2 separate regions of the Homo sapiens genome follow, and region 1 is linked to region 2. Evidence: chromatin loops called from intact Hi-C (ENCODE). Cell type or tissue: Calu3. All regions are shown on one strand.

Region 1 (8,000 bases), 760 kb before region 2:
ATGCAGCATGGCATCTCTGGGTAGGCGTGTTAAGTTATCCTATATTACTTAGGCTAATTTGTGACAAAGTTGGTAGGCTCAATGAAATAAACAAACATTTTGTAAAGAGGTAGAATAATCTCCCCACCCAGTATCTTATTCAAGTTTTTTAAAAGAGTAATTCCATCCCTAGACTTCCCACACTTAGTGGTCTTACATAAAACATACACATAGCAGACCCTCACTAGCAAACCTATTAAGAGAATAAATGAGTTTGCAGCACTAGTTGCTCAACCCAATTTGAGTATAGTTTTTGCTTATGTCACACACTGAACACACAGTTAAATAAACTTTTACTTCTTCCCTCTCTAATGCTGTTGGCTCCCTCAGAGCATCTCCTGCATAAATAACCTGCACCTGAGTCTTAACTCTGCTCTTAGGGTCACCCTAACTAAGACAAGATTATCTGAATAATGGCATATTACTTTTCAATATCTGAAATAAGTGTAGGACAGGAAGTACAAATTGTGCTGTTTTTCTAGAAGACAGAATAAATACTTTTTTAAGGTCTCATAATCTCAATTATAAATGAAAACTTAAGTGACCTTGGCATACTGTCAATGTAAATCTAGCTTTTAAAAAAGAGATCTTCTCTGCGCCATGAATTCTAAATCTATCTGGGCTTTTTAATTTTAACCCTTCAGGGAAATTGAACTCAAATAGTAGGAGCACTTGTTCTTCAGGAAGCCTGAGGGTTATTAAAAAGGCCAATCCAAAATATTGTAGTAGCTATGAAACTGCAGAAGAGAGCCCAACTGTGAGGAAAATGCCAATGTACAAACATTTATGTTGATATTTGCCTCCTGGGCTCATATCTTAGAAACTTCTTAGATACTTAGCAATTTGATTTATCTCATCCCATATAAAAGATAAAGTTGTCATTTATTTGAAATCCATCTAGAGAATTTAAGAAAACATGAGGGTTCTGCATTCCAGATTATCCTTGGCACCTGAAGCAGTGCCTTGGTTCAACAAGGCCTTGTCTGGACTCTCTAGTGTTCAGATAAGCATAGACATAGAAGAGACTCCTTGCTGAGATAATTGACCCTAAGTCCCTTATTATATGCTTCAAGGAGGAAAAACTCAGATTCGTCCAAGGTCAGACAACAGCAGCAGGCTGGACCTCGGTTTCCTGTCTGTCTTCTGCTGTGACTGGGCCACATGAAAAAAGGTTCCAATTGGGTATGAAGACTTCCCATAAAACGCTGGCTCAGATGGACATACTGGTGTTAATATCAAAAAAGAAGGTCAGAGTTGGGCCGGGCATGGTGGCTCACGCCTGTAATCCCAGCACTTTGGGAGGCCGAGGCGAGGGGATCACAAGGTCAGGAGTTCAAGACCAGCCTGACCAACATGGTGAAACCCCACCTCTACTAAAAATACAAAAAATTAGCCAGGCGTGGTGGTGCGCACCTGTAATCCCTGCTACTAAGGAGGCTGAGGCAGGAGAATTGCTTGAACCCTGGGAGGCGGAGGTCACAGTGAGCTGAGATCACACCATTGCACTCCAGCCTGGGTGATACAGCAGGACTCCACCTCAAAAGAAAAAAAAAAAAAAAGAAAGAGTTAAGACTGGTGTGTAAACCATTAAGGAAAAAATTTTTAAAAATTTTGTTTTAGCAAGCCGCATGCCAAAATAATCAGAAATTCACAAAGAAGTCTTGTCTCATTGCATATTTGCTGGGACAAATGCATCATTAATGTTCTTAGTTTAGAATGAAATCTTCAAAGTCTTGAATGTTTCTTTCAAAATCATCATTATTATTGTGGATTAAATTCAATATTAAGTTATAAAACTTTATATAAGTTATGAAGTGTTTGAAGATACTTGTTTTTTTGTTGTTGTTGTTGGTCATTTCAGGGATACCAAGAAAACATTTCTTGTCCCCAAATTTTCTTCTCACTTGTCTCCTTGATGCCTAACATTTTTCCTTTGATTTCTGCCTTTTGGGTTTTCATCATGGTGGGCTGCTGAAGAGATGTCAATGATACACAATGGCATATCAGCTTCAGTTACTTAGTAGTAGTCTTCCAGAGAGTTGACACCCAAGGGAATGGCATATGGGATGGAAAGTTTTTATGTAAGTCATAAGAGAGAGCACCAAAGAAGGGAGATCTGCATTAAGGTGGGGACAAAGCAGAAGTAAATTTTTTGAAAAAGAGAAACACCAAGAGAGTAGCAGAAGCTGCTGAATTATAATATTGCCTATCCCACAGTTTTGGCTAGAATTTGCTCTGATGGCTAATAATTTACAGAGGCTTTGGAGTTGTTCCTTTTTACTAACACACTGATTACATTTACATGGTGTTTTACAAGTTATCAAGCACAGCCATAGGCATGATCTTATCTAAATTACTCTGTCAGTTAGCCAGGATGGGTACCAGCAGCTCCATTTTACAGACAGTGAAATCAAGGCCCAGAGTTGTTAAGAGACTGGTTCCAACTCACATAAGCAGTGAATGGAGAAGCCAACATGGGAACTCTCCTATTGTGGTTTTGACAGGTGATCTTTCCCCTGCACTGCATGAGGTTGGGAAAATATTTTATGCTTTGGAGTCAGATGACCCAGGCTTAAACTTGCCAATTTTCTTGCCAGCAGTGTGACTTTAAATATGTTACTAACTACTCTGAATCTCTGTTTCTTCATCTGTAAAAAAGAAAAATAATTCTACCTTGTCAGATTGTTGTGAAAATTCCATTTGGTGAAGCAAGGAAAGCAACCAGCTTAATGCTTGGCACACAGTAGGCACTCAATATACTTTCCCTGCAGTTAAAGATGAAATGATGAATGAGGGTAACTGTTAAATGACACCATGCCTCCTTGGTTTACTTTAATTCCTGAAATGATCTCCTGTGAAAGAGAGAGAGTGTGTGTGCATATGTTAATGCATCTGTGCGTGTGCACACCTGTGTGCATGTCCTGGTGTACACCACACGCACCTGTGCACATCTCTTAGGGCACTGAAGTTGTTCTCTATGTTCTTAGGCTTCGTGGAACCAGACATAGTGATCAAACATGGAGCATATTTCTACTGCAGATAACTAGAAACTGGATCATGGCGATAAAGCTAATCCAACTGGATGGATCCTAGCTCTGTGACATGGCTGACTTCCAGAAGCACAGGCTTTTTTGCTCTCGAATATCAGGATGATACCTGGAGTTCTGAGTCTGATGACCTGGAAGATTTGGGGTAATTCCGTTTAGTAGACACAGCTATGGACTCACACAAAATTCATTCATTTTTGAGTCTACTTTATTTACAGTTATTTATCCTTTCTTGAAAACTTTTAGCATCGCCTTGATTAAAATAAGTTCATAAAATAATCTTCACTGTATTTGTTACATATGGCACAGAATAATTTAGCACTTTATAAATATGTCTCATTGATGCACAAATGGGAGGAGCACCCTTTGCTGAAAGCAGTACAGTGACTTAGTTCAATTTGGCTACGGTAGCACTTTAAAAAATTACCATGAGATGGCGCTGTGGCCAAGTAAATGCAGTATGCTTTAAACAGTTTTCCCTAATTATGGCAGTTAATTGCTTTTTTTTGAATATAGAGGAATCTATCATTCAACTTAAAGTAGAGCAAGGTTTGTTACTCCGTTTTAATAGTATTCATTAAAAGTGAATCCTTTAATCACAGATCCATAAATCATTTGACAACTGTGTTTCACTTAGGTGTGAGTCTGTTTAAAAAGCCATAGTAGTCAGAAAATTGCCAGACTAAACAAAGGGCCCAAAGGTACCATTTTATTTAGGATCAAGAAACTATATATGTGGACCATTGTTTTCGCCATCCTCATAGACTTGTCTTAAAGTTCTTCCACAAAATTAGATTAATTTCCAGTTTATTTAAAGAGCTGATATTTTTGTTACACTTTAATCTGCTTTGCAGCAATGGAAGGTCATAGAAATATTAGAACATGAATTCACATTTAAATAAACATGATACAAACATGCACACATGTGTATATACTGAGTGTTTTCATTGACTTGCTTTTCGTCCATATAAATATATAAATATTGAATAAAGTGCATGAGAACATGTCTGTACATATATACAGCTACACATTTGCCTATACAGTATACACTTGAATAGATACTTATGGAAGAAAAAAACACATACACATTTGTAATATATAGGTAGTCAAAAGACATCTATCAGGCAACATTAATGTACATTCTGATCAAGATTGAGTATATGGGGGTAGAATCTGTAATCTTTTCCCTAATATATAATGAAATGTGCAGAGTTACAAGTGAAGGCAAAATACATTAGAGTGGAGACATTTTAACATTTATATTTTCATCAGTTAGTATGGTATATCATAAGGAGTAGTTCAGTTCAAATGCAGCCTTGGTACTAGCAGCATATTATACATTCTATCTTTGAAACAGTGAACCATCTTTCAACATATCTATGAGGACATAATGAGAATTTTATGCATTTCCAAATTACACAATGACACTTCCCACATTCTTTAGTTTTCAAATCTGTATTTTTTTCCCAAAGGTTTAGGGCAAACACTATTTCTCATTCAATAGAAATGCTTCAGCATTGTAATCATATATATAACATTGATTCTAATAACAACATGCAATTTAACCTTGAGTGTTATAATATCAAGGTGGATTAACTGTTGTTAATCTCTTTTTCTCTTTAGTAACCATTTCAATGAAATATTATAATATCTGCTTTTCTATTAGGGAGCCCAGTGTCAATGAGTAATACTGAAATGAGTGAGTTTTTGGAGAAATAGAAGAAAAATTTTGCTCAAAACTATGGTAGTTATAAACTGGCTTGAGATTGAGGTGCGTATTTCTAAATTAATTGCAATGTTAAGCCTCAAGTGATATTTTCCCCCTCCTTTATTTGTTTGGTGTTTATTGGTAACCAATCAGGAAAACTTATTTTTAAAACTACTCTCACAGTTGAAACAAACTTGTTTCTGAACCAGGTAAGAAGGAAATAAGTTGAAATGATTCTAAAAATAAGTCTGTATATATTTTTTGACTAAGACCATTTCAGTTTAGTCATTTTCTTTTTTTCTTTCTTTTTTTTTGTGATAGGGTCTCACTCTGTTGCCCAGGAGGAAATGGCAGTGGTGTGAACTTGGCTCACTGCAGCCTTGAGCTTCTGGGCTCAAGTGATCCTTGCGTCTCAGCCTCCCCTGTAGCTGGGACCACAGTTGTGTGCCACAAGGATCAGATAATTTTTTGATTTTTTTTGTAGAGACAGGGAGGTCTCACTTTGTTACCCAGGTTGGTCTCAAACTCTTGGCCTCAAGTGATCCTCCCATCTCAGCCTCCCAAAGTGCTAGGATTACATGCACGAGCCTCCGTGCCTGGCCGAGCCATTTCGTTTGAAGGCAAGGATTTTGTTTTAATTATTTTTATATTTCTCATATCTAGAAATTTGCTTCACACATAAATGTACACTCAATAGATGATTGTGGAACCAAGCAGAATGGTTTTAATAAATAGTATAAACCGATGGATCTGAAAGCATCAGTTTACCTGATGAGTGTCATAGGAAAGTCACCTGCTTTTTACAGAGATGTCCTAGGACTCTACCACTGTCAGTAGCCGGAAACCTGAGTTCATCCTCAATCCTGACACAGTTACATCAATATACATTTACTGCTCAAAAGAGTGCATGCATGATGCAGTCATTTCACAGCAAGTTACCAAATACCTCGATAGTGCTGTTTTAGAGAAGCAATTGCTAGAAAGGCATTTGGTAATGTTAAATCATCCTTTTGCTAGTTTACCTAGAGGAACAAATATTAAACAAGACCACACTGGAAATTCAGAGTAAAGCACAAGAAGTAGAAGAGAAAGCAGCAATAGTTATTGAATAACATTTGAAGTCTTTTTCACTTCTGAGAATTAACTTGAAATGCAGCAAATGCCAGCAACCTTGTGAATATTTCAAAATGGTATCTATGAAAAAGCAGGAATGAAAAATGTTGTCAAGTATTTCATTTAATTATCTTAGCAATACAGATTTTATAACACTGACCTTAGTGGCTTTTTTTTTCTCCTTTCAAAATATATACCATAGTAAGTTTTAAAGATAATTTTTAAGAGGCCATTATATTCAATAAAATTTTCACTATTTATAGCTATTTTTATTTACAGCAATAGGTAACCAACTCAATCCCATGTCATCAATGAACAGCATAGCAGCAAGGTTTCCACTTGAAAATAGAAGTTAATTTAGATTTACTTAGGGCTTCATAATTATACAATAAAAGTGAATCATTTTAAAGACATATCATTTACAATGTTATAAATAAGTATCAGAAAGCTCACAGCTGAAATGCTGTCAGAACATTTTCCAAGCACACATTTTGTAGCATTGAACCCCGCTTTTCATTGACAGAATAAAATGAGGCATACAGATATGATCGTTGGTTCCACTAGACTTGTCTAATTTTTTCCAATCTCATATTTTTTTTTTTCCAGATAGGTGAAAACTTGCTCAGTGTGCCTTCCACAGTTGCCACGGCAACTAGCCTATCACACACAGCTCACCTTTTCATTCACTCCGTCGCTATTGTCTTTAGAAGCCTCTTCAGAATGCTGCTTTCCTAGAGCAACCATTGAGCAGTCATTATCTGTTGTCTTGGCATCTTGCTTTGAATTCTTTTTTTGTCCCATTTGAAGTTGGCTAGACTTGTAGGCCAAAGCCGGTATTGTGTTCACTAAAATTAACTGCAATGGTTTTTTGTTTTCCTTGTACTGACACTGAATATACCGTGAAAAGGCTGACCTATAGGTCTTGTTGAACAGTGTGTAGACTAGTGGGTTGACTGCTGAAGAGAGATAACCGATCCAAACAAACACATTGAGCAGGGCCCCAATGACATCCTCATTGCAGGACTCTTTGCAGATGACGGCCATGATGTTTGTGATGAAGAAAGGGCACCACATCACCACAAACAGGAAGAAGACGATGCCCAGCACCTTGCATGCCTTTTGCTCATTGCTGATGGACTGCATAGTCCTCCTGCCTGTGTAGGACCCTGGCTCCCTATGGATCGACCGCTGGAAGAGCTTTTCTGAAGACAAAGAACTCTGAGGGAGGAAGCTGAAAGAAGCTAATTTGGCCCGTGTGCCAAGATCACTTACACACAAAGTAGCTTCTTTCTGGAGTGACTTGATAGTTAGAAAGTAGGTGATCACCATGATGGTTAAGGGAATGAAAAATGACACAAAAGAGCCGATCAGGACAAAGTTATCATCGGCGAGTAAGCAACTCCCCTCCTTAAAGACCTTCGAATCGTCCTGTAGCCCAAAGACTGGTATTGGCATGGATATACCTGGAGTTGAACAGAAAATGAAACATGATTATTAAGGAATTAAGTATATGAAGGCAAGAGCATCATCACATAATATTGGCTATTGAAAAGATTTTATATCATCGTTTAAAAGCTTAACATACTTTGAGAATTTAAAATTCCTTTGGACTTACATATGTGTTTTGTAAGTATATATTATGTAGTTACTTGTATGTTATATTGCCCTATATAGCTAACCCTTATAAAGAAGTATAATAAATCTAGCTTTATTTTTTATGCCACATTTTTCTGATTATAATATTATACTTATTAATTGAAGAAACACACAGAGAGGCAAATAAACTAAAAATTGTCCAATAACGTCACCATCTAGAGATAGCCACAATTAACAACTGATGCTGTTCATTTTATTTATTTATATATTTATTTATTTTTGTCTATGAAAATCTAGAATATAGATTTGTTTCTTTTTTTGATGCTGTTCATTTTAGATACATTCACACACTTACCATGTGCACACATTTTAAAACAGAATTGAGGTTCTTTTTCACAAATAGTTCTGTATCTTTTTTAAAAAATCTAATAATATGTCACAAGCATGGCTTATATATAAAAATAACTATAAAATTTTAAATATAGTTTATTTTCTCT
Region 2 (8,000 bases):
TAAAGACACACGTATGTTTATTGTGGCACTATTCACAATAGCAAAGACCTGGAACCAACCCAATTGTCCATCAATGATAGACTGGATTAAGAAAATGTGGCACATATACACTATGGAATACTATGCAGCCATAAAAAAGGATGAGTTCATGTCCTTCATAGGGACATGGATGAAGCTGGAAAACATCATTCTGAGCAAACTATCACAAGGACAGAAAACCAAACACCACATGTTCTCACTCATAGGTGGGAATTGAACAATCAGAACACTTGAACACAGGGTGGAGAACATCACACACCAGGGCCTGTCATGGGGTGGGGGAAGGGGGCAGGGATAACATTAGGAGAAATACCTAATGTAAATGACGAGTTAATGGGTGTAGCACACCAACATGGCACGTGCATACATATGTAACAAACCTGCACATTGTGCACATGTACCCTAGAACTTGAAGTATAATAAAAAAAAAAAAAAAGATTTGGGTGGAGACATACATTGAAACTATATCAAGGGTGGTGCCCTCACAACATAATCACCTCCCAAAGGCCACACCTCTTAATACTGTTGTATTGGAGATTAAGTTTCTATTTGAATTTTGGAGAGAATACTATCATCCAAACCATGGCTTTCTGCCCCTGGTCTCCTAAAATTCATGTTCTTCTCACATACAAAATACATTCATTCCATCCCAATAGCTCGAAATATTCTTAACTCATTCCAGTATCAACTTTCAAGTTTGAGTCCAAAGTCTCATCTAAATATCATCTAAATCTGATATGGGTGAGACTCAAGGCACAATGCAACCTAAGGCAAATATCTCTCCAGCTGTAAAATCAGCTTGTTTGTGAAATCAAGCAAGTATGCACTTCCAAAATATAATCGTGGCACAAACATACGATAGGCATTCCCATTCCACAAGAGAAAACTAGGCAAGCATAAAGGGGTAACAGGTCTCAAGGAGGTCCAAAACCCAACAGGGAAAATAACATTAAATCTTAAAGCTTGAGAATAATCTTCTTTGACTCCATGTCCCACTTTTCAGACATACTGGGGCAGGAGTTGCATTCCCAAGAGTCCAGGGTACCCTGCCCAATGGCTTTTCTGGACACAGCCCACACTGCAACTCTAACAGGTTTGAGTCAGAGGCCTACAGCTCTCCCAAGCTGGCATTGCACACAGGTGGCTTTTCAGGCCTGGGGTCTCAGGGATGGCCCTGCTCCAGTGGCTCCACTAGGCATTGCCCTAAGTTGGGGCTCTCTGCAGTGGCCCTGACCCTAGGGCTCTGCTGGGCACTGCCCTAATTGGAGCTCTCTGTGGTAGCCCCACTCCTGCAGCAGGTCCAAAGCGTGGGCCTCAAGGTTCTCTGAGGCACCTTTGAAATCTAGGTGCAGGTAGTCATGCTCCCTCAGCTAATGCACTCTGTACACCTGCAGAGTTAGCACCTTACAAACACCATCAAGGTTTATGGCCTGTATCTTCTGAAGCAGGGACCCAAGCCCCACTGAGGCGCATTTGAGGCACAGCTAGTGACACTAAGGAATGCTGCTTTGAAATTCAGGGAGCAGAAACTTGAGAAGGCCCTGAGCAGTGAGCTCTGAGGTCCCTCTCTTGAAATCATTCTGCACTCTGGGCCTGTAATGGGAGTGGCAGCCTAGAACAACTCCAAAATGCCTCTGGAGTCATTCTTCCATTGTCTTAATGACTAGCACCTGACTTCCACCTATTTATACTAATCTTCTTTTCAAGTGTAGCTTTGTCACACCCTTGGTATTCTCTCCCAAACTCAGTTTGTCATTCTTTATATGGCCAGGCTAAGAATTTTTCAACTCTTTAAATTCTGCTTCTCTTTTGACTATAACTTCTGTCTTTCATTATTTTCTCTCTTTTCAAATTTCACTATAAGCAGCTGAGAAAAGCCATGTGGCACCCTGAACACTTTGCTTAGAGATTTCTTCTGCCAAATATCCTAGTTTATTGCTCTTAAGTTCTGCCTTCTACAGAGCATTAGGACATGGACATAATGCAGCCAAATTCTTTGCCACTTCATAACAAGGATGGCCTTTCTTCCAGTTTTCAATAAGATATTCCTCATTTCCATCTAAAATCTCATTAGAATGATCTTTACTTTCCATCTTTCTACCAGCATTCTGATCATAACCACTCAGATCATCTTAAGAAGATTCAGGCTCTGTTTACAGCTCTCCTCATCTTCTGAGCTCTCACCAGAATTACCATGGCAATGTAGGCTTTTTCTAGCCTCCACCGCTACAATCTTCCAGCATCCACCCATTACCCAGTTTCTTGGTATAAATTTGTTTGGCCTGCTATAACAAAATACTCTGTGTAGTTTATGAAGAATAGAAATGTGTATCTTACAATTCTGGAGGCTGTGAAGTCCAAAATCAAGGTTCCAGCAGGTCTAGTGTCTGGTGAACACTGTTTCCAAGATGGTGCCTTATTACTGTATCCTCACATGATGGAAGGCAGAAGACCAAGAGAACACTTCCTTCAACCTTGAACGCTTTTATAAGGGTGCTCATTCCATTTATGTAGGCAGAGCCCTCATGACTTAATGACCTTGCAAAGGCCACATCTCTTTTTGTTGCATTGGGAATTAAGTTTCAACATGAGTTTTGGAGAGGACACAATCATTGAAATCATAACACACAAGCTCAAAGATGTGTTATGTAGGCACTGATGATAAAGCCTAGAGACTGTAATGATCCTGGGCATTTGAAATTGCTGAGAGATACATAATAGGAATATGAAGAAATAGGTAAGAAATAAACTTTTTTTCCCATAGCTCACAGGCAATACATCCTCATTATAAAGAAAAAAAGATTTGCATGATCAGCATGAAAGAAGAAATCATGAATTGCACTTAGCTAGGACAGAACGTAAGATTACCCTGCATTTAAAAACCGGAAAATCGGCACACACTGGAAATCCTTATTTGAGCCTGATGATGTGATAATAAACTAGAGCTGTTTTAACCACTTTTTGTCTTTGTTTTGTTTTCTATAAGACAATTTGCCTCTTGGCCTGTACCATTCCACCAAAACTACCCTTCAGAGGTCACTAGTATCTTCCTCAGCACTGCCAAATCCAATAAACTTTTTCTAGTTCTCGCCTTGATTGACCTAATTCAGCACTGTTGACGACTCTCACTGCAAAGCTATCCTTTCACAAGCCTCCCTCTTCTGCTTCTCTAACATTTTCGACAGATTGTTTTTTGTGTGTTTTAAATCACCTCTTATAAAGACTCTCATCCCATGCCTTCACTACAGGGGAACCTCAGGGTTTTGTCCTCAGCCATATGTATTTTGTTTTAATCTAAACTCCTCATGCCCCAAACTATAGCACTGGCTGTTCCAGCACACCATGAACAGGAGGTTCTGCCCTCTATGCTTTTGTTCATGCTTCCTCCTTTGCCTGTAACATCCTTTCCTCTCCCTTCTTTTCTGTCTATGGAAACCACTTCCTTCAATATCTAGTCAAGTGTTACCTCATTGGTGAAAGTGTTCCCTGATTTGCTGTCTCAGTTAGCATTTTTTGCAAAAATCACTCCAAAATGTAGTGGTTTAAAACAGCAACCATTTATTTAACTCATATTTGATGGGTTAGAAATTTAAGCTGAGCTCAACTAGGCAGCTCTTCTGTTTCCTGCAGTCTCAGCTGGGATTTTTTGTGTGTCTGTGCTTAGCTACTGACAGGCTAGTGTTGGAGATTCTTAGCCAGGAGACCTGGCCTCTGCTCCACATGGTCTCTCATCCTCCAGCAAGCTATCCCAGGCTTGCTCACATGGTGGCAGCAGGGTTCCCACAACAAGAGAGGAAGTACATAATAGCTCTTTAGGCCTAAACTCAGAACTGGTACACTGTCACTTCTGATCCATTCCATTGGCCAAAACAAGTCACAAGGCCAGCCCAAATTCAAGGGGTACAGAAATAGATTCCATGTCTGCATGGGAAATTACAAGGGCATGGACACAGGAAGGGGATAAATTTGTAACCAGTTTTTGCAACATACCACACTCCCTTATACAAAAGGAACACTAATCACTCTCTTCCCATGCAATATTGTTCAAATCCCAAGTGCAATATTATGTTATTCACTTAGCTGTACTCCTTTTAAAGAAAAAATATCCTAGTGGACTACTACTGTGCCATCTACATTTCCCTATAGTTGGAGTTGGAATAGAGAAGCCATATTTTATTTATCTTTGTATACGTATAGCTCCTAGCGCAAGGTTTGATACCAAGTAAGTGTTCAATGTATACTTACTAAATGCTGATTAAAATAAATGGATGACTTTTTTATCCAAAAATGGTTTCTGTAATTAACTGTAATTGTTTTTGCAGAGTTAATGGTGGTCAGTCTTTTTATCAAAGATTTAAAAACAATGGTAAATACTTCTTAATTTCATGTTCCCAGATTTCTTGAAGTTTACAACTTTGTCTTTACAAAAGTGCTTCTCAGATTTTAAAAAGTCTAGAATCCTTTTATGTTTTGTTTTGTTTTGTTTGAGAGATGGAGTCTTACTCTGTCGCCCAGGCTGAGTGCAGTGGCACAATCTTGGTTCACTGTAACATTCACCTCCCGGGTTCAAGAGATTCTTCTGCCTCAGCTTCCCAAGTAGCGGGTGAGGGGTGAAGACAGCTGGGCTTCTAGGTTGGGTGGGGACTTGGAGAACTTTTCCGTCTAGCTAAAGGATTGTAAACACACCAATCAGCGCTGTGCCTAGCTAAAGGTTTGTAAACTCACCAATCAGCACTCTGTAAAAATGCACCAGTCAGCACTCTGTGTCTAGCTAAAGGTTTGTAAATGCACCAATCAGCACTCTGTAAAATGGACCAATCAGCAGGACATGGGTGGGGCCAAATAAGGGAATAAAAGCTGGCCACCCAAGCCAGCAGCACAACTTGCTCAGGTCCCCCCTTCCACGCTGTGGAAGCTTTGTTCTTTCGCTCTTCACAATAAATCTTGCTGCTGCTCACTCTTTGGGTCCACACCACCTTCAAGAGCTGTAACATTCACCATGAAGGTCTGTGGCTTCACTCCTGAAGTCAGTGAGACCACAAACTCACCAGAAGGAAGAAACTCTGGACACATCTGAACATCTGAAGGAAAAAACTCCAGACACACCATCTTTAAGAGCTGTAACACTCACTGCAAGGGTCTGCGGCTTCATTCTTGAAGTCAGCAAGACCAAGAACTCACTGGAAGGAACCAATTCCAGACACAACTGGGACTACAGGTGCATGCCACCACGTCCAGCTAATTTTTGTATTTTTTTTTTTAGTAGAGATGGGGTTTCACCATATGTTGGCCCAGCTGGTCTCAAACTCCTGACCTCAAGTGATCTGCCCACCTCGGCCTCCCAAAGTGCTGGGATTACAGGTGTGAGCCACTGCACCCGGCCTAAACTCCTTTTAAAGAAAAAATATCCTAGTGGACTACTGTCATGTTGACATAAATTACTGATCTTATGCTACTCAACATGTACAAACATAAAATTTGATATAACTCTTGTAACTCTTAAATAACTATAAAAAACCAATATAAAAACTGCAAAGCCAATAGAATTCCAATTAACATTAATTTAATGTGACACATAATCTTGATTTGCTAAAATTAAATCACTGCTTACAACAAGAACAGGGATTGATTTGTTATTGTGCAGGTTCATTTGAGTTGGTATGCCTATAATAAATATTGTAGGGGCATGCCCCTGTGTTCATAATCTCAGGTGTACCTGAAAATCATTTTCTTCATTACTTCAGTTTCTCAATTTAATTTCTCTTTTTAGCTGTCATCTGCCATGACAGTTGAAACTTAATCTCAGTCAGTTGAGGGTTTGTCTTGCTTCTCTCCATGACTGCACTTAAGTTCTGTTGTTCTTAGATGGTACCAAAGTGTATTGAGTTGGGAGAGGGATGTATAGTAGGAGAAAGGGTGGTGGAACAGAGAAGGTCACAGTCTGATCTTCAAATCCTCCACCCACACCAGTGCTTGTGGAGAAACCCATTGTCAACATATGCTAGTTACCATGAAGAATTCCCTCATTTCTATCCATTGCACTCCTTCAGTTTCCCAGTGCTCTCTTCTCATGTCTACGCCTAGCTGAGGCACAGAAATGTGCATCACACGGTCAATCATTCCATCTTCCCAGACATACTCAATAGCCATAATCCATGTGGGTTTTGCCACCTCCAGAGGACTCTCTAACCCTAGAAGCCAAGTCCAGATATCCTCTACTCTTGGGTTCCCCAAATATATGTTAAGATTTATCATTCCCTACACAGTCTGTATAGGAATCAAGATGCACAGGAAAGTTGAAGGATGATAGGGCTCTTCTAGCCTGTCTGCTAAAAACTGTATAGACGAAAACAATTGTTTAATATTTTAAAAATATTGAGTCACATTGCCATTTGCTGTTTGACAACTTAGTTATCCCTTCACTTTTATCTACTCAAACTTCTACTCTAGCACACCGTGGCATCATTCAGCTGTCACTTGGCATTAACATTCATATTCATATACAATCTGCCTATTTTTCTCACGAACACATAGCAAACTCGGGCACTGAAATCAAGTGGAAATATTCTACCATATTTCCATAAAAATAATGCAGACATATAAATAATCTAGAATATTCATTTGTTGAAGAGGAGGGATGGCGTGAGTTTGGATTCCAAATGAAAATATATTATCTGAAAAATTTTATAAAGAACTCTCAGGGGTCTAAGAATACATGTTTTAGTCTCAGGAGGCTGGGAACTCCACTTTGAAAAAACATAGAATTACAACAACCTTCTCTTTTTTCAACCCACTTTCATGAAAAGAGATAAGTTCAAGACTGGTAAGTGGTTTTTAGTTTGATTATCTTTTAGTTTTACTTTCAGATGACATTTTGTGGACATATATTACATCATCAGTGAGACACTTCCAGTTATCCCTGCCATATGTCTTACTTCAGGGAAAGACCATTCTTAGTTTCTGCAAACCTACCCAGTGTTATTGCCTGTTTCCTGACCTCTGCCTGGAAAGCATAGTGTTTGATCCTTTTCTCCATGCAGTGCAAATTCTTATTAATTTTAGCATTTTACTTTTTTCTGCTATTATTCCTCAGTTTTTGTCAAACTCATTTTTACCTTCTGTCCATAAATTGCATTTGTTTAGCCCAGGTTTCTCTTCTCCACAATTAGAAATTTTGGTTAAAGAGTCTGGGAATCATATGGCCAATATGCACAAAGGTGAACTTGTGATTAACGCCCTCTGGTGTATAAAAGGGAAAATATATAACATTAATTAAAGCTTTGAGAAAACTTCAGAAAACTTTGCTAAGTGTCTTTAATCTAATTCTGCCATTTAATTAATGAAAATCTATTGCCCTAGGTGCTGATATGGTATGTAAGATAATCAAGGAGTAAAACAATGTTTGCTGTTTATCTTATCTGTGTACTGCAAGCACTGGAATCTTGGCAAGTTATTTGTTGGATTCTGGTCTTTCAGATATCCTTTGATAACAATGCCAAAAGGTAGGTACTTTTTAACTTGAGTGTTCTTAAAGATAACAGAAAAACTTAGTTTCGGATTACTTCCCTCCTACCCTTGGTACATCTTTAAGCACCAAGTATATGTTTAATAAGTATTTCTACATATTAAGGCAGTGAACTGCCAAATATTGAAAAAGGCACTCCTGGCTTTCAAGGAGTTCATAGTATAATAAACTAGTAGGCAATGCAAAAGTTATTTATTCATTAATTTACTAAATACACATACTCTTACACACAAACATACATGCACTCGCGCACTGATATGGTTTGGATCTGTGTTCCCGCACAAATCTCATGTCAAATTTAATATCTGATGTTAGAGGTAGGACCTAGGGGTAGCTGAGTAGATCATGGGTGCAGTTTCTAATGGTTTAGCACTACCCTCCTTGGTGCTGTCATTGCAATAGTGAGATCTGGCTGTTTGGAAGTGTTAGCACCTAC

Evidence for each region. A loop is a pair of places that touch in the nucleus more often than their neighbours do. Peaks named below come from ENCODE experiments on the same cell type or tissue, not always from the same donor. Only the 100,000 strongest peaks of a DNase experiment are listed, where the experiment ranks them.
Region 1: a loop joins it to region 2, with 7 times the contacts of the local background. A loop is called at or near these places in 16 of 110 quality-filtered maps.

What each region holds. Positions count from the first base shown.
Region 1 is chr13:46,828,270-46,836,269 of GRCh38, forward strand. HTR2A (5-hydroxytryptamine receptor 2A) reads right to left here. Exons shown (of 4, transcript NM_000621.5): 4 at 3,277-7,370. The coding sequence ends at 6,568. Among named protein-coding and RNA genes, the nearest start is that of HTR2A-AS1, 20 kb to the right of the region's middle. In Calu3, CTCF peaks have their summits at 3,509 (motif pointing right) and 3,711; a DNase peak (open chromatin) is centred at 3,492.
Region 2 is chr13:47,591,236-47,599,235 of GRCh38, forward strand. No RefSeq gene overlaps it. Among named protein-coding and RNA genes, the nearest start is that of LINC00562, 340 kb to the right of the region's middle. In Calu3, no CTCF peak of the experiment used is centred here; a DNase peak (open chromatin) is centred at 3,786.